Regions from separate parts of the Homo sapiens genome. Here region 2 is linked to region 1. The links are chromatin contacts, found by Hi-C or POLR2A ChIA-PET in ENCODE. All regions are on one chromosome and are shown on one strand. Each heading gives the region's core, a stretch centred on a gene start or an enhancer-like site at or near the end of the contact. The rest is flanking DNA. Distances are from core to core; before and after follow the strand shown. Region 1 overlaps ERLIN1 (ER lipid raft associated 1). Region 2 overlaps CPN1 (carboxypeptidase N subunit 1).

Region 1 (7,083 bases), core at 213-2,712:
CCCTGTGCCCTCTCAGCTCTGAGGCTGGCCGTCTTTCGGGGTGTTCCTTTTGGCAAATATACACTGTAATCTTGAGTCTAAATTTATATGTTGAAATGCTACCTTTTTTAAAATAAGAAACTAAATAAAATTATTTTACTATCAGTGATTTGTGTTTTTTTTTCCCACGTCTTCATTTTTCTGTCATCTTAACATGCTCCTAAGGCTGTCTTGCACATTTCAACTAGGGAGCCAGTTTATTTGCGGGTTTAACTTAACTGTAGAGGCTTTTGTTATACTCTTGCCAGAATACTGCCTACCTGGTATAAGAATGTTTAAAACAAGGTGTCCACTCTTTGCTGACTCCTGGAATTTAACAAGGGGTGTTCTTCTAATCCTTTGTGGGACAGGGCCTGTGGCAGAGGGGCAAGGAGGGAGGATGGAGCATCAGGCCACTGGGATCCGTCCCTGAGAGCAAAAGTACTTCTGCACTGAGGAGGGGAGGAGACAGACCAAGCCAGAGAAGGACAATTTGTGTAAATTATAACTGGTAATGTAATGGCACAATATAACCAACTTGACTATTAAGATGTTAGCGGCCCAAGAGCCAGAGTTGGACCTGCTCTTCCCAAACGTTCTGTATTTCCTCCTGGGATCAATTTCCTGGTGATCTTGGGCCAGCAGGGAGTGGTAATGGGAGTTGTGGGGAAAGCAGCTCTTTCCTCCTGTTCTTATGGGATCAACCCCATAGTATCCTAGGTCAGTTGCTGTGGACCTGAGAATAATTTGAACTGACCATCCTATAGGTTATTGGTAGGTATTAAAATGAAGTGATTTCTGCCTCTTCTGTGGCAAAAGAATTTGTGAATTAGAAGCCGTGGCTTCTAATCGCTTTAGGATTAAGTCTCAAATGTGTACACACGAAGTTCGTGATCTGGCCCCTGCTGTCCTCTCCAGCCACCCTTCTCTAAGGTCCCTGAATGCACCTTCTGTCTGTCCCTTCTCATACGTTGTTCCATCTGCCTGGTTCACTTTCCTTCCCTCGTAGTGCTGACTTTCCTCAGCCAACTCCTGAGTCTTCATCACTTCTTCAGATGTAAAAGCTTCAGTTCACTTTGAACTGCTTGGCCTGGGTTAGCATCCTGTATTTCCCCCCCGTCACACATCATGCACACTTCATGTCTCATTATGTGCTCAATGTCTGTTTTCACAAATGCTAATCTCTCTGAGGGCGGGGGCGGGGGCTGTGGCTGTGCTGTTCCCTGGGGATTGTTTCTGTTGCTAATGCCTAAGATGGCATCTGGCCCATATGAGATGGCTTTGTTGCATGAAAGAACAAAAAGTTGAATATGACATGCAGGTAAATCAGGCAAGTGAGTCATGGAAAAAACTTAGAAGTGAGCCTACAGTGTCCATGTCAGGACTTTATGTGTAACCATGGGAAGTTACCTAACATCTCTGAACCTGATTACTCATCCTTGCAGGGTGACTCTTCAGTGGATTCAGGAGGATATGTTGTTGCATCTAGTGTAGAGATTCGCACGTGGTAATTGCTGGGATGCATTAGTTCACCTTGTCTACAGGAGTCAGTTGTCTACAGGAGTCAATATATGTGTCTGTCTCTGAGTAGCTATAAGTTCCCATAGTGGAGAGAGTGAGCACAGTGCCTGCTACCTGCAATTGCATAATAGAACACGTAGATTAATGTCTTCACCAGCTATGAGCTAAGCTAGCTGGATGTTAAACCCCAACCACAGCCCTCCAGGAGCATCCCAACAAGCTGGGCCAGCTTCTCATCTTTCTCCTGGTCTCTGCCCTGGTATGAGCACTTAAAATGAATTTACTGGGCCGGGTGCAGTGGTTCATGCCTGTAATCCCAGCACTTTGGGAGGCTGAGGCGGTCAGATCATGAGGTCAGGAGCTCAAGACCAGCCTGATCAACATGGTGAAACCTCATCTCTACTAAAAATACAAAAATTAGCTGGGTGTGGTGGCACGTGCCTATAATCCCCAGCTACTCAGGAGGCTGAGGCAGGAGAATCACTTGAACCTGGGAGGTGGAGGTTGTAGTGAGCTGAGATCGAGCCACTGCACTCCAGGCTGGGCGACAGAGCAAGACTCTGTCTCAAAACAAACAAACAAAAAAAAACAAAAAATTTACTGTTAATTCATTGCTCACTCCTAGTGTCTATTTTGACATAGACTGTAATGCAGAATGACGTTTTACTTGTTTCCCTTACCATATTTCTTCTGAATTAGTACCTGTCTTTCCAATTTTTCTTATTTCTTTCAATCAATTTTTCTACTTTTTTTTTTTTTAATTTTAAAAAATGTCTTCTTCCAGTGGGGCTCGGTGGCTCACACCTGTAATCCCAGCATTTTGGAAGGCTAAGGCGGGCAGATCAACTGAGGTCAGGAGTTTGAGACCAGCCTGGCTAACATGGTGAAACTCTGTTTCTACTAAAAATACACACAAAAAATAGTCTCCTTTCTTTCTTCCTATAAATATTTATTGAGTATCTACTGTAGGCTAGTTGCTGAGGCAACAAAAAGCCATATAGCCTTGTGTGTGTGTGTAGGATGGGGCAATACAGCAAGTAAGTAGGCAAGTGTGATAGTGTGGTAAGTAAGCAGGGTGTTCACTGGGTGCTGTGGGGCACCAGTAAAGATCAGCCCAGCCTTTTGGTTTCTAGGAAGCAATGTCTGATCTGAGCCAAATTTTTAAGGATGGACAGGAGGCAGACAGCCAGCTGAAGAGAGCAGTGGTGATGGTGGAGTGTGTTCCAGGCAGTGGGAGAAGCACTTGCTATTGCATTTCAAAATGCAGTGCCAGGAGGCATGAGAGGCTGTCCACTGCAAACCTTATGAGGCTCTACTATTACTTCATTTCATAGCTGAGATCTAGAGAGATTACATTACTCAAGATCCCATGAATATGAGTGGCAAAGTAAGGATTTGAACCTGTCATATTCCAGATCCAAGTTTACCACAGCCCTTTATATTTGCCTTTGAAGCCATTAGGTTTAGGGTGATGAAAGCTCTAAATTGAGGGGAGATTTTAGAGGATGTTTATAGAGATTTGTAAGCCCTGCAGTCGAGGTCAGGAAAAGGGATAATGAGATGGTTCATGTGTGAAGTGGTGACTTATGGGTGACTTCTCTGCCCTCTGCAGGACTTGGCAGAGGTGCTCTTAGTAAGCTGAGCGGTATGACAGCTGATTCCAGAAAGATCAGCCCTTTGGAGCCTGGGGGAGCAGCTCCCCTTATTTGGGTTACAAAGCAAGTGGAGGTGAACAGTGCAGGGCTGATGGCACAACACCCAGATCCTGTTTGCAGATGTTAATCACTCATTCTCCTGGTTGCTGGGAGTGTTCATGGTGACAGCTTTTAGCAGAGTCGCTCTGCAGAAATTTTCCTCGGCTAAAGACCCCTGCCCCGGGCCAAGATCACATCCCCTTCCTGGGGACAGCACATTCCATAAGTGGTTGATGCAGGGGTAGAAAGGCAATTTGTTCAAAACAAAATTGCATTGGTTTTCTCCATATGCAAGTCTGTCAGGGTGTGCATCCTAATAGGCACAATAACTGTAACTGGATTTCAGACACCTAAGGCAGGTTCTGACAAACTGGGTGTGTCTGATGCCTCTGGCGCCCTATCGCAATTCCACTCCACCCCACCTCTAACTCCAGCTGTGGCCATGGTAGACAGTTCCATGAGGCATCAATTCACTTTCCTCTGACTGCATCTCACCTCACACATGAGCTGCACTTACTGCTTTTCACCCTAGGGATCCTCCAACGCTATGGAGGCTGCAGTCAGTCCAAACATATGCTCAACTCGAGCACAAGAATTAATAGCCTCTGGGACAACCCCCAACTGGTAGGAGACAGGACCACAAATGGTTAGAGAGGAGGTGACCCAAAAAAACCTTTTCAATGGAGACAGCAACCCTCCTGACACAAGAGAAACTGTGAAAATCACATTAAATACAATTCGACAGATGTTTGTTGAGTACCTGATATGTGCCAGGAAACCTAAAATGTATAAAGTAATGGGCCAGTAATGAACAACAGTGAGTCAGACAGACATAGTCTCTGCTCTCTTAGAATCAACAGTCTTGGGCTGGGCGTGGTGGCTCACGCCTGTAATCCCAGCACTTTCGGAGGCAGAGGCAGGCGGATCACAAGGTCAGGAGTTCGAGACCAGCCTGGCCAATATGGTGAAACCCCATCTCTACTAAAAATACAAAAATTAGCCGGGTGTGGTGGCATGTGCCTGTAGTCCCAGCTACTTGGTAGGCTGAGGCAGGAGAATCACTTGAAGCCAGGAGGCAGAGGTTGCAGTGAGCTGAGATCACGCCACTGCACTCCAGCCTGGGGGACAGAGTGAGACTCCATCTCAAAAAAAAAAAGAACAGTCTGGTGGGAAAGTAGACCGTAACCAAAGCACTTGAGAGACTTATCAAAGTGGGAGGAATGCAGTGCTAGGAGGGTCTCAAAAAAGAGGGAGAAGATAAAGAATGAAAAAGAGCATCCGCCAGTTAAAGATCGGGGAATAACAACTCAATAAAAAGACAACCCAATTTTAAAATGGGCAAAGGATCTCAACAGACATTTCTTCAGACAAGGTATACAAATGGCCAATAAAAACATGAAAAAGGGCCGGGCGCAGTGGCTCAAGCCTGTAATCCCAGCACTTTGGGAGGCCGAGGCTGGCGGATCACGAGGTCAGAAGATCGAGGCCATCCTGGCTAACACGGTGAAACCCCGTCTCTACTAAAAATACAAAAAATTAGCCCGGCGTGGTGGCGGGCACCTGTAGTCCCAGCTACTTGGGAGGCTGAGGCAGGAGAATGGCGTGAACCCAGGAGGCGGAGCTTGCAGTGAGCCGAGATCGCGCCACCGCACTCCAGCCTGGGCGACAGAGCAAGACTCCGTCTCAAAAAAAAAAAAAAAAATGAGAAAGATGGTCGACATCTTTAGTCATTAGAGGAATGCAACAAGATAGCCACTTCACACCCACTAGGATGGCTATAATAAGAAAGGCAGTAACTAGTGTGGGCAAGGAAGTGAAGCAATTGGAATCTGCATAATTTGCTGGTAGGAATGTAAAATGAGGGCACTGCCTTAGAAAACATTTTACAGTTTCTCAAAATGTTAAACAGAGTTAACATACGATCCAGCAATCTCACTTCTGGGTATCTACCCAAAAGAATGGGAACATGTCCACACGAAGACTTGCGCTCTATAGCAGCATTATGCATAGTAGCCAGAAGGTGGACACAACCCCAGAGTGTCCATCACCTGATGAATGGATAAATCAGATGTGGTCTATCCATGCAATGGAATATTCTATAAAAAAGGAATGAAGTACTGATGCATGCTACAACACGAATAAGCCTTGAAAACATTAGGCTAAGAGGAAGAAGCCAGGTTCTAGTTACATTAAATGTTCATCATAGACACATCCCTATGGACGAAAAGACTGGTGGTTGCCTGAGGCTGGGAGGAGAGGGAATTGAGTAGCTGCTAATGGGCACGGCGTTTCTTCTTGGGGTAATGAAGAGATTTTAAAATTTGATTTTGGTGGTAGTTGCATAATTCTGCATATACTAAAAACTATTGAGGCTGGGCACGGTGGCTCACGCCTGTTATCCCAGCACTTTGGGAGGCCGAGGTGGGCAGATCATTTGAGGTCAGGAGTTTGAGACTAGCCCAGCCAACATGGTGAAATCCTGTCTCTACTAAAAATACAAAAAAAAGTAGCTGGGCCTGGTGGCCTCCGCCTGTAATCCCAGCTACTGGAGGAGGCTGAGGCAGGAGAATCACTTGAACCCAGGAGACGGAGGTTGCAGTGAGCCAAGATCGTGCCACTGCACTCCAGCCTGGGTGAGAGAGCAAGACTCCATCTCAAAAAATAAAAATTTAAAAAATAAAAAATAAAAACTACTGAACTGTATACTTTAAATTATAAATTACATGGCATATGAATTATATCTCAAGCTGTTTTTTTTTAAAGGATTGAGTAATAGTGTGAAGACCTCAGTTCAAGAACCTTCCAGAAATGGTAAAAAAATATTCAATATAGGTGCAACATTATTAGTGAGAATGAGAGCACCAAAACAGGAGGCTGAAGAGGTGGGTGTGAGAAGAGGGGAAGGGCAAGGTAGAGCATGGTGGGCCTTCTAAGTCTTATTACCCATTGGTGGCTTTTCCCAAAGGTTGGAAACAAACCTTTCAAAGAAAGCTTTTTGCGACAAGATGGCGGCAGCTGCCCAGGGCAGGAGAAGTGGTGGTGGCGGAGGCAGTAGTGGGGCCAGCGGTGGTCTCAGCTGCGCGACAGGCAGTAGCCTCAGTGGCTTGTTGGCTAAGTGGAAGACGGATGAGAAGCATGGAAAAACTGACAAGTGGGATGGATCCGCTATGAAAAACTCTGGATGATTCTGCCAGAAAGGTACTTCTGGAAAAATACCCGTAGGGGGAGAATTTTGGTCTCATTGACATTTGCCTCACTATCTGATTGCACTCCTGTTTCCTTACCATAGTAGCTTTGATTTGGGATTCTGTGCACCCCTTTGCCGAGTCCAAGCCCGTTTTGGCCATGTACATCCTATCCTATTTTGTGATGATGGGGATTCTGACCATTTATTTATTTTTTTATGTTTTGAGTCAGAGTCTCGCTGTACCACCCAGGCTGGAGTACAGTGCCACAATCTTGGCTCACTGCAACCTGTGTCTCCTGGGTTCAAGTGATTCTTGTGCCTCAGTCTCCCAAGTAGCTGGGATTATAGGCACATGTCACCAAGCCTGGCTGATTTTTGTGTTTTTAGTAGAGACGGGGTTTTGCCATGTTGGCCAGGCTGGTCTCGAACTCCTGGCCTCAAGTGATCTGCCCGCCTTGGCCTCCCAAAGTGCTGGGATTACAGGCGTGAGCCAGGTGCCCAGTCATGACCATTTATATAGCTCACATAAGAAGAGCGTCTTTCTTGTGGCCCACAGGAAGGATCCTGCAGGAGTGGATCCTGATATTTGGCAGCTGGCCTTCATCAATGGGAGAAGAAGGCAGCTGCGGGAAGCCAAGTTCACCAAGTTCATTGCTAAGTTTT
Region 2 (7,083 bases), core at 1,579-4,078, 110 kb after region 1:
AAGCACTGGGATTACAGGCGTGAGCCACTGTGCTCCCTCCGCCTAGACTGTGATCGGCCTAAATCTGATGGTTTCTTTAAGACCAGTTTTTACAGAGAAGGCAGCGGGCTTGCATTCTTCTGTGCCACTGGCAAGGACTGCCACCAGAGGGCGCTCTACCATCCCTTCTGGTGCTCCCTGGGCCCTGATCTTGCTTTCCACTCATGCCGCAAAAAGCCAGCTACTCTTCAAGATTAAACTCTCCAGGGCTTTCTTTTATAGATAGGATGAGAAGCAAAGAACTTCTTTGATTTTACAGCCTGGATCTTTTCAGTTTTGGTTGTATTAAGATCTCAGAGCTAACAGAGCTCAGAGATCGTAGACACTAATCCTCAGATTTCTCAAATGAGGACAAAATAATGAGGCAGTCCTATTTAACAGACATCTACAGATCTCATTTCCTAAAAGTCAGCCTTTCCTAGGGCCGCCTCACTCCTGTACACAACCCTTAGTAGACCCTCCCACCACCTTTCCCTATTAACACAATGCAGTCCAGTCAAGCTTGTCTTTTACTATTTATTGAATAAGTACTATGTATGACATGATATGAGAGCTTTCCAGCATTATCTCATTTAACCTTCACAACAACCCTGTGAGGTAGATGCAAGTATCCCCATTTGTGGCTTAGAGAAGATAAAAGAAACTTGTGTAATATCACATAGCAAGTGGTGGGAGTCAGGATTCGAACCTATATCAGGCTCTCTGGCTCCCTTCTTAGCCAATGTGTTACAGAACTCATACTAAGTGTACAACCTGTGTTTGTAGCTCCTTATTGTAACACAAGGATCAGGAGAAAGAACTATGCTTTAAGTCCTTTGAGAATTTCCAGATAGTTTCTTCCTCCATCCCCTCCCCTAGTCCCATCTCCTAAATAATGTAAATTACTTCTGCTTACAGTTGCAGGAAACAGAGAGTAAATCTTTCATTGCAGCCTATGAGCTGATCTGGGGTCCTCTTTCCCTTTTTTCTTGTTATATCCTAAAATTGAATGACTGTTAAGCAGCTACATATATAAGTTTTGCATTACCAGCAAGTCTGTTCAACGCCAAATTCAAACAACTGCACGTCCTCTTGAGTAACACACTCAATTTCAAAGGATTTTGCCCCCCTTTTCACATATTCTTTAAATAAATTAACATAACCCATCATTATGTCAAATATACTCAGAGGAGAAAAGATGTCTGTCATTTGGATACAATTTCCAGACACAGTAACAACTAAAAACCCATTTATTGATCACAAAGGAGTCTATCTCCCTTCCCAGTCTAAAGCAGATATCCATCTGTCTGGGAAAGAAAAAAGGAAAAAAATATTGCCCAGGTGTGGTGGTTCACACCTGTAATCCCAGCACTTCAGGAGGCTGAGGCAGGCGGATCACTTGAGGTCAGGAATTCGAGACCAGCCTGGCCAACATGGCGAAGCCCTGTCTCTACTCAAAATACAAAAATTAGCCAAGTGTGGTAGCTCATGCCTGTAATCCCAGCTCCTTGGGAGGCTGAGGCAAGAGAATTGCTTGAACCCAGGGGGCGGAGGTTGCAGTGAGCCGAGATTGTGCCGCTGCACTCCAGCCTGGGTGACAGAGCAAGACTCCATCTCAAAAAAAAAAAAAAAGATTGTTTACTACAGAGTTTCCAGCTTTAAAATGTCTCAGCTGGGTGCGGTGACTCATACCTGTAATCTCAGCACTTTGGAAGGCTGAGGCTGGCAGATCACTTGAGCCCAGGGGTTTGAGACCAGCCTGGGCAACATGGCGAAATCATATCTCTACAAAACAGTTCAAAAATTAGCCGGGCATGGTGTCATGCACATGTAGTGCCAGCTACTTGGGAGGCTGAGGTGGGAGGATCACTTGAACCCAGGAGATGGAGCCTGCAGTGAACCGTGATTGCACCACTGCACTCCAGCCTGGATGACAGAGTAAGACCTTATCTCAAAATAAAAATAAAATGAAATAAAATATCTTCCGGGGCCCAGTGTTTTCTTTGCTTTTCCCCAAGGCCTTCCACATGTCACCACTCCTTTCCTTTTCCTCTGTCCTTGCCTCATTTTCTTGTCTCTCTTCTCTCTCATTTTTTTCTGTCTAGATTCCTATGTTACTAAATAGGAATTGGTAAATAATACAGCACAGTTGGCTCTGATTCTCCCCTTCCCTCCTGGAGGAACTAGCAGAAAAACTGGCTATCAATTTTTGCGGAAGGGGCAGGAAATAACCCTACAGAGAGGCCTCTTAGTCAGTGACATGTTTTTTAACTCCCAGCTGGCTTCAGGGGCTCAAGCTGTTCCAAGGGTGGGAAAGCCCAGGCCTGCCCCAGAGGAGTGTGGTTAGGACACTGTGCCACTCCCTCTCCTTCCTCTTCAGCCTGGGATAGTTCTACGGCTCTTCCACACCCAGAATGTCCCACATTTGTCAGTGAAAAGTATCTTTCCATCTGCGTGCTGTGGCCAGAAGAGAGGTTGCAATGTAGTGCTTGAAAGGATGCATTAACACACATGGAAATTTCCAGTTTAAGAATCCAAGCAGGATGTGGTGGCATGTGCCTGTAATCCCAGCTACTCAGGAGGCTGAGAGGCTGAGGCAGGGGGATCTTGAACCCAGGAGTTTGAGTCCAGCCTGGACAACATAACAAGACCCCATCTCTAAAATTAAAAAAAAAAAGAAAAGTAAAATAAATCCCCAAGTCCATACCAACACTCTTTATCATCTCTACTATCTTTGAAGTCAAACAAGTAGGCAGAAGGTTTAGTTCTGAAGCATGGTGACACTTACTGGCATGCCTGAGCATGGCACCTGTGAGTCACCCAGGCAGCATAAAGAAGATTGTTACAGCACCGTCAATCATGGCTCTTGTCCTAAGTGGCAGTATTGGTGAAATCATATTTGATGTGTAGATATATTTTTCTTTCTTTTCTTTACTTTTTTTTTTCTTTTTGAGATGGAATCTCACTCTGTCACCCAGGCTGGAGTGCAGTGGCGTGATCTTGGCTCTCTGTAACCTCTGCCTGCTGAGTTCAAGCAGTTCTCCTGCCTCAGCCTCCCGAGTAGCTGGAACTATAGGCATGTGCCACCAGCCCAGCTAATTTTTGTATTTTCAGTAGAGACGGGGTTTCACCATGTTGGCCAGGCTGGTCTCTAACTCCTGATCTCAAGTGATCTGCCCGCCTCAGCCTCCTAAAGTGCAAGGATTACAGCCACCATGCCCAACCTAATTTTTTTCTTTTTTTTTTTTTTTTTTGAGATGGAGTCTCGCTGTCACCCAGGCTGGAGTGCAGTGGCAAGATCTCAGCTCACTGCAGCCTCCACCTCCTGGGTTCAAGCAATTCTACCGCCTCAGCCTCCTGAGTAGCTGGGACTATAGGTGTGCACCACCACACCTGGCTAATTTCTTTGTATTTTTAGTAGAGACAGGGTTTCACCATATTGCCCGGTGTGGTCTTGAACTCCTGACCTCAGGTGATCCACCACCTCAGCCTCCCAAGTGCTGGGATTACAGCCATGAGCCACCACACCCAGCCCATCTTTTTCTAATACATGTAAAATCAATGTATATTAAGTTCATCCAGTCACACTCTATCTATCACCAATGATTGCATACCAATTTTGGGGGAACGTTAGCCAAGTCTATATGACACCACCAGTGCTTCTCTGGGTCACTGCTATAATAATTTTCCCTAGTACCCAGCCCTCAGAAACTGGAACTATGGCAAAAGATGGTCCAAACGGATCTCGTAGCTCCTGCTTTTTTTCTTCCAGGTTAACTTCCACCTCAAAAGAAGCATCCCTCAAGTAAGCCCTGTGAGGAGAGCTCCCAGCAGAAGGCACGGAGTCAGAGCCAAAGTGCAGCCCCAAGCCAGAAAGAAAGAAATGGAGATGAGGCAGCTGCAGAGAGGCCCTGCCTGAAACCCACAGTGCCAGGCAACCCTTCAGAAAGGCTTTGCTCCTGCTCTCAGATCAGATCAAGCATTCTTTCTATTTTATTATCTGGGACATATTTAAATACAAACATATTCAGAACAATTCAGAATGGTCTCCATCTGTTCCAGGGGTAAGCCATCTCTAGGTCATCATGAAAAAAATTAGGATCTATTGAAAGGTGATGTGGTGGCCGGGTGTGGTGGCTCACATCTGTAATCCTAGCACTTTGGGAGGCCGAGGCAGGTGGATCACCTAAGTTCAAGAGTTCGGAACCAGCCTGGCCAACATGGTGAAACCCTGTCTCTACTAAAAATACAAAAAATTAGCTGGTCATGGTGGCATGCACCTGTAATCCCGGCTACTCAGGAGGCTAAGGCAGGAGAATCACTTGAACCTGTGGGGTAGAGGTTGCAGTGAGCTGAGATCGCACCACTTCACTCCAGCCTGGGCAAAAAAGTGAAACTCTGTCTCAAAAAAAAGAAAGAAAGAAAGAAAAGAAAGCTGATGTGGTAGTACATACATCTAGTGGTGTTTGGTAAGGTTTTTCTATTCTGAGAGTCTGGTTTAGGCTCCATGCCAGTCCACACTGCATCCAGAGACTGGTTCTGGCTGGTTGGCAGCTGCACCTCCAGAATCTAGCACAGAGTTTGCAGAAGAGTTAGTGCTCAGTGAAGATTTCTGAACCATGTCTGAAATGCTGAAGTAAGTGATCCATCATTGATGTTGTTCCCATAGCAAAATTAGGTGACCAGTTCTTCTGAAATCCCAGAGGATCATTTCAGCAATAGCCAATAGCATCTTAATAAGCAAAGAATTTGACATGCAAATACCTAGTGCCATGGCTACCCTTCTTTGTACATGGACATTTAATAAATATGCATCTTTCAAAACATTTGCTGGATATGGAAATATGTGCAGCTGCCCCTAAGGCATGGCTGCATCCTGGCTCTGTCCCCAGCACGACATAGCACTCTCCACCTCTTTGAGTTCCCCAGGAAGAACCCATTTGCACTAAAAACATTATTGAGCAAAGTAGATGTTACTAAAGATTTTGAAGGGATGTGTAGTCTTTCATCACCTACCTTGCAGCACTCAAGTTTACAAACCCTCATTGGGCATGTGGGGGTTCCTGAGTCCCCTGTGGGAAGTGGTTTTTTGCCATACACCTTGTTTCAGAGCTCAGCCTCAGTTAGACAGGGCAGGCTCCAGTTTCCTCATCTACCCCTCTCCCCACAGCACCTCTAATTAACCAGCCCTTTTCTTACCACTGAGAAATTGAACTCTACTAAATAATTACAGCCTTGTGCCACATAATGACGTTTTGGTTAACAGTGGACCGTGTGTATAATGGTGGTCTCATAAGATTATAATACCATGGTTTTACTATACTTTTCTATATTTAGATATGTTTAGATTTAGGTTAGATATGTTTAGATTTAGAATACGTAACACAGGCTGAGCACGGTAGCTCATGCCTGTAATCCCAGCACTTTGGGAGGCCGAGTTGGGTGGATCACCTGAGGTCAGGAGTTCGAGACCAGCCTGGCCAACATGGTGAACCCCATCTCTACTAAAAATACAAAAAATTAGCTGGGTGTGGTGGCAGGCACCTGTAATCCTAGCTACTTGGGAGGCTGAGGCAGGAGAATTGCTTGAACCCAGGAGGTGGAGGTTGCGGTGAGCCGAGATTGCACCACTGCACTCCAGCCTGGGTGACAGAGTGAGACTCCATCTGAAAAAAAAAAAAAAAAGAATATGTAACACAATTACCACTGTGTTACAATTGCCTGCAGCATTCAGTATAGTAACATGCTGTCCAGATTTGTAGCCTAGGAGCAATAGGCTGTACCTTTCAGCCTATGTGTGTAGGAGGCTATACCACCTAGGTTTGTACAAGTACATGCTATAATGTTTCTGCAATGATTAAATCACCTAGGGATACATTTCTCAGAATGTACCCACATTGTTAAGTGACATGGTATGGTGATCCCTTGGCACCCAGTTGGTTCCAGCACCCTCTCAGATACCAAAATCCAAGAGTGCTCCAGTTCCTTTTATAAAATGGCATAGTATTTGCATTTAGCCTAGGTATATCCTCCCATATACTTTTAAGTCATCTCTAGATTACTTATAATACCTGATACAATGTAAATGCTGTGTAAATAGTTTTGTTATATTGTATTTTTACTTGGTACTATTTTTATTGTTGCATTATTTTATTTTTTGTTTTTCTGACAGCCTCACTCTGTCACCCAGGCTGGAATGCAGTGGTGCAGTCATGGCTTACTGCAGCCTCAATCTCCCGAGCTCAAGAAATCCTCTCACTTCAGCCTCCCAAGTAGCTGGCCAACATGGTGAACACAGGCACGTGACATCATACCTGGCTAATTTTTAAATTTCTTTGTAGTGATAGGATCTCAAACTCCTGGGCTCAAGTGATCCTCCCGCCTCTGCCTTCTAAAGTGCTGAGATTATAGGCATGAGCCATGGTGCCCAGTCTGTATTATTATTTTTTATTTATTTATTTACTTAAATAGTTTTGATCCAAGGTTGGTTGAATGGGAACCTGCAGATACGGAGGGCTGACTGTATTCCCATACCCATCAGAAAACATAGGTGCTCTAGCTGTGACAACTCGCCCTCCCCTGGAGGCCATTCGGGATTAGGATTAACACATAATTCATTTTTCTGTTACCTGAGCAATCTCTCTATCTGTGGTCAAAAAGAAAACAGAAGAAAATGTATCTTTTCCCACTTAGGGAATTCACTCCTCAGGTTAAAAGGCTAATTGTTTCTTTCTATTTTTTATTTCTTCCTAATTTTAATCCCATGTTCCTTGGTGCCTTTCTTGCTGTTATAAAGAGGCCACTATTTGAGAGGGTTTCCATTTTTCAATTCAGTGAAACTTTATACCTGAGGTTGCTGCATGCACTGTTTCCCAGATTGTCTGAATATCACTTACTTTGTGTTTAGGTTCCTTGGTACGAAGTCACCTGACAGAGCTAATGTTTATGAAATACGGTCACAGTACTTTCACTGGCATAGCCACAGAATTTTATTCATTCTTCCGTTTATTCATGCAGGGAACATATTTTGAGTCCTTGCTCTCAATAAATTCAGAAAATATAAAG

What was found. Hi-C counts contacts between places; a loop is a spot of excess contacts on that map. ChIA-PET counts read pairs that join two places held with the same protein, here RNA polymerase II (POLR2A). Pooled maps may share reads with other maps.
Region 2: a pooled map shows a loop between it and region 1 (7-fold over the local background). The contact joins two enhancer-like sites. A Hi-C loop is called at or near these places in 6 of 50 pooled maps. POLR2A ChIA-PET finds 5 or more read pairs at or near these places in 3 of 52 experiments (GM12878, activated naive CD4-positive, alpha-beta T cell and common myeloid progenitor, CD34-positive).

Annotation. Positions count from the first base shown.
Region 1 is chr10:100,143,155-100,150,237 of GRCh38, reverse strand. It overlaps ERLIN1 (ER lipid raft associated 1), which reads left to right. Exons shown (of 11, transcript NM_006459.4): 11 at 1-144. It also overlaps the pseudogene SPCS2P2. Among named protein-coding and RNA genes, the nearest start is that of ERLIN1, 39 kb to the left of the region's middle. RefSeq lists enhancers at 895-984, 864-2,063. Within about 2 kb of position 1,462, at least 2 of the 41 ENCODE cell types and tissues checked have a DNase peak (open chromatin) inside an H3K27ac peak, as active enhancers do.
Region 2 is chr10:100,039,281-100,046,363 of GRCh38, reverse strand. It overlaps CPN1 (carboxypeptidase N subunit 1), which reads left to right. Exons shown (of 9, transcript NM_001308.3): 9 at 3,791-4,171. The coding sequence ends at 3,937. Among named protein-coding and RNA genes, the nearest start is that of DNMBP, 33 kb to the right of the region's middle. RefSeq lists an enhancer at 1,182-2,008. Within about 2 kb of position 2,828, at least 16 of the 41 ENCODE cell types and tissues checked have a DNase peak (open chromatin) inside an H3K27ac peak, as active enhancers do.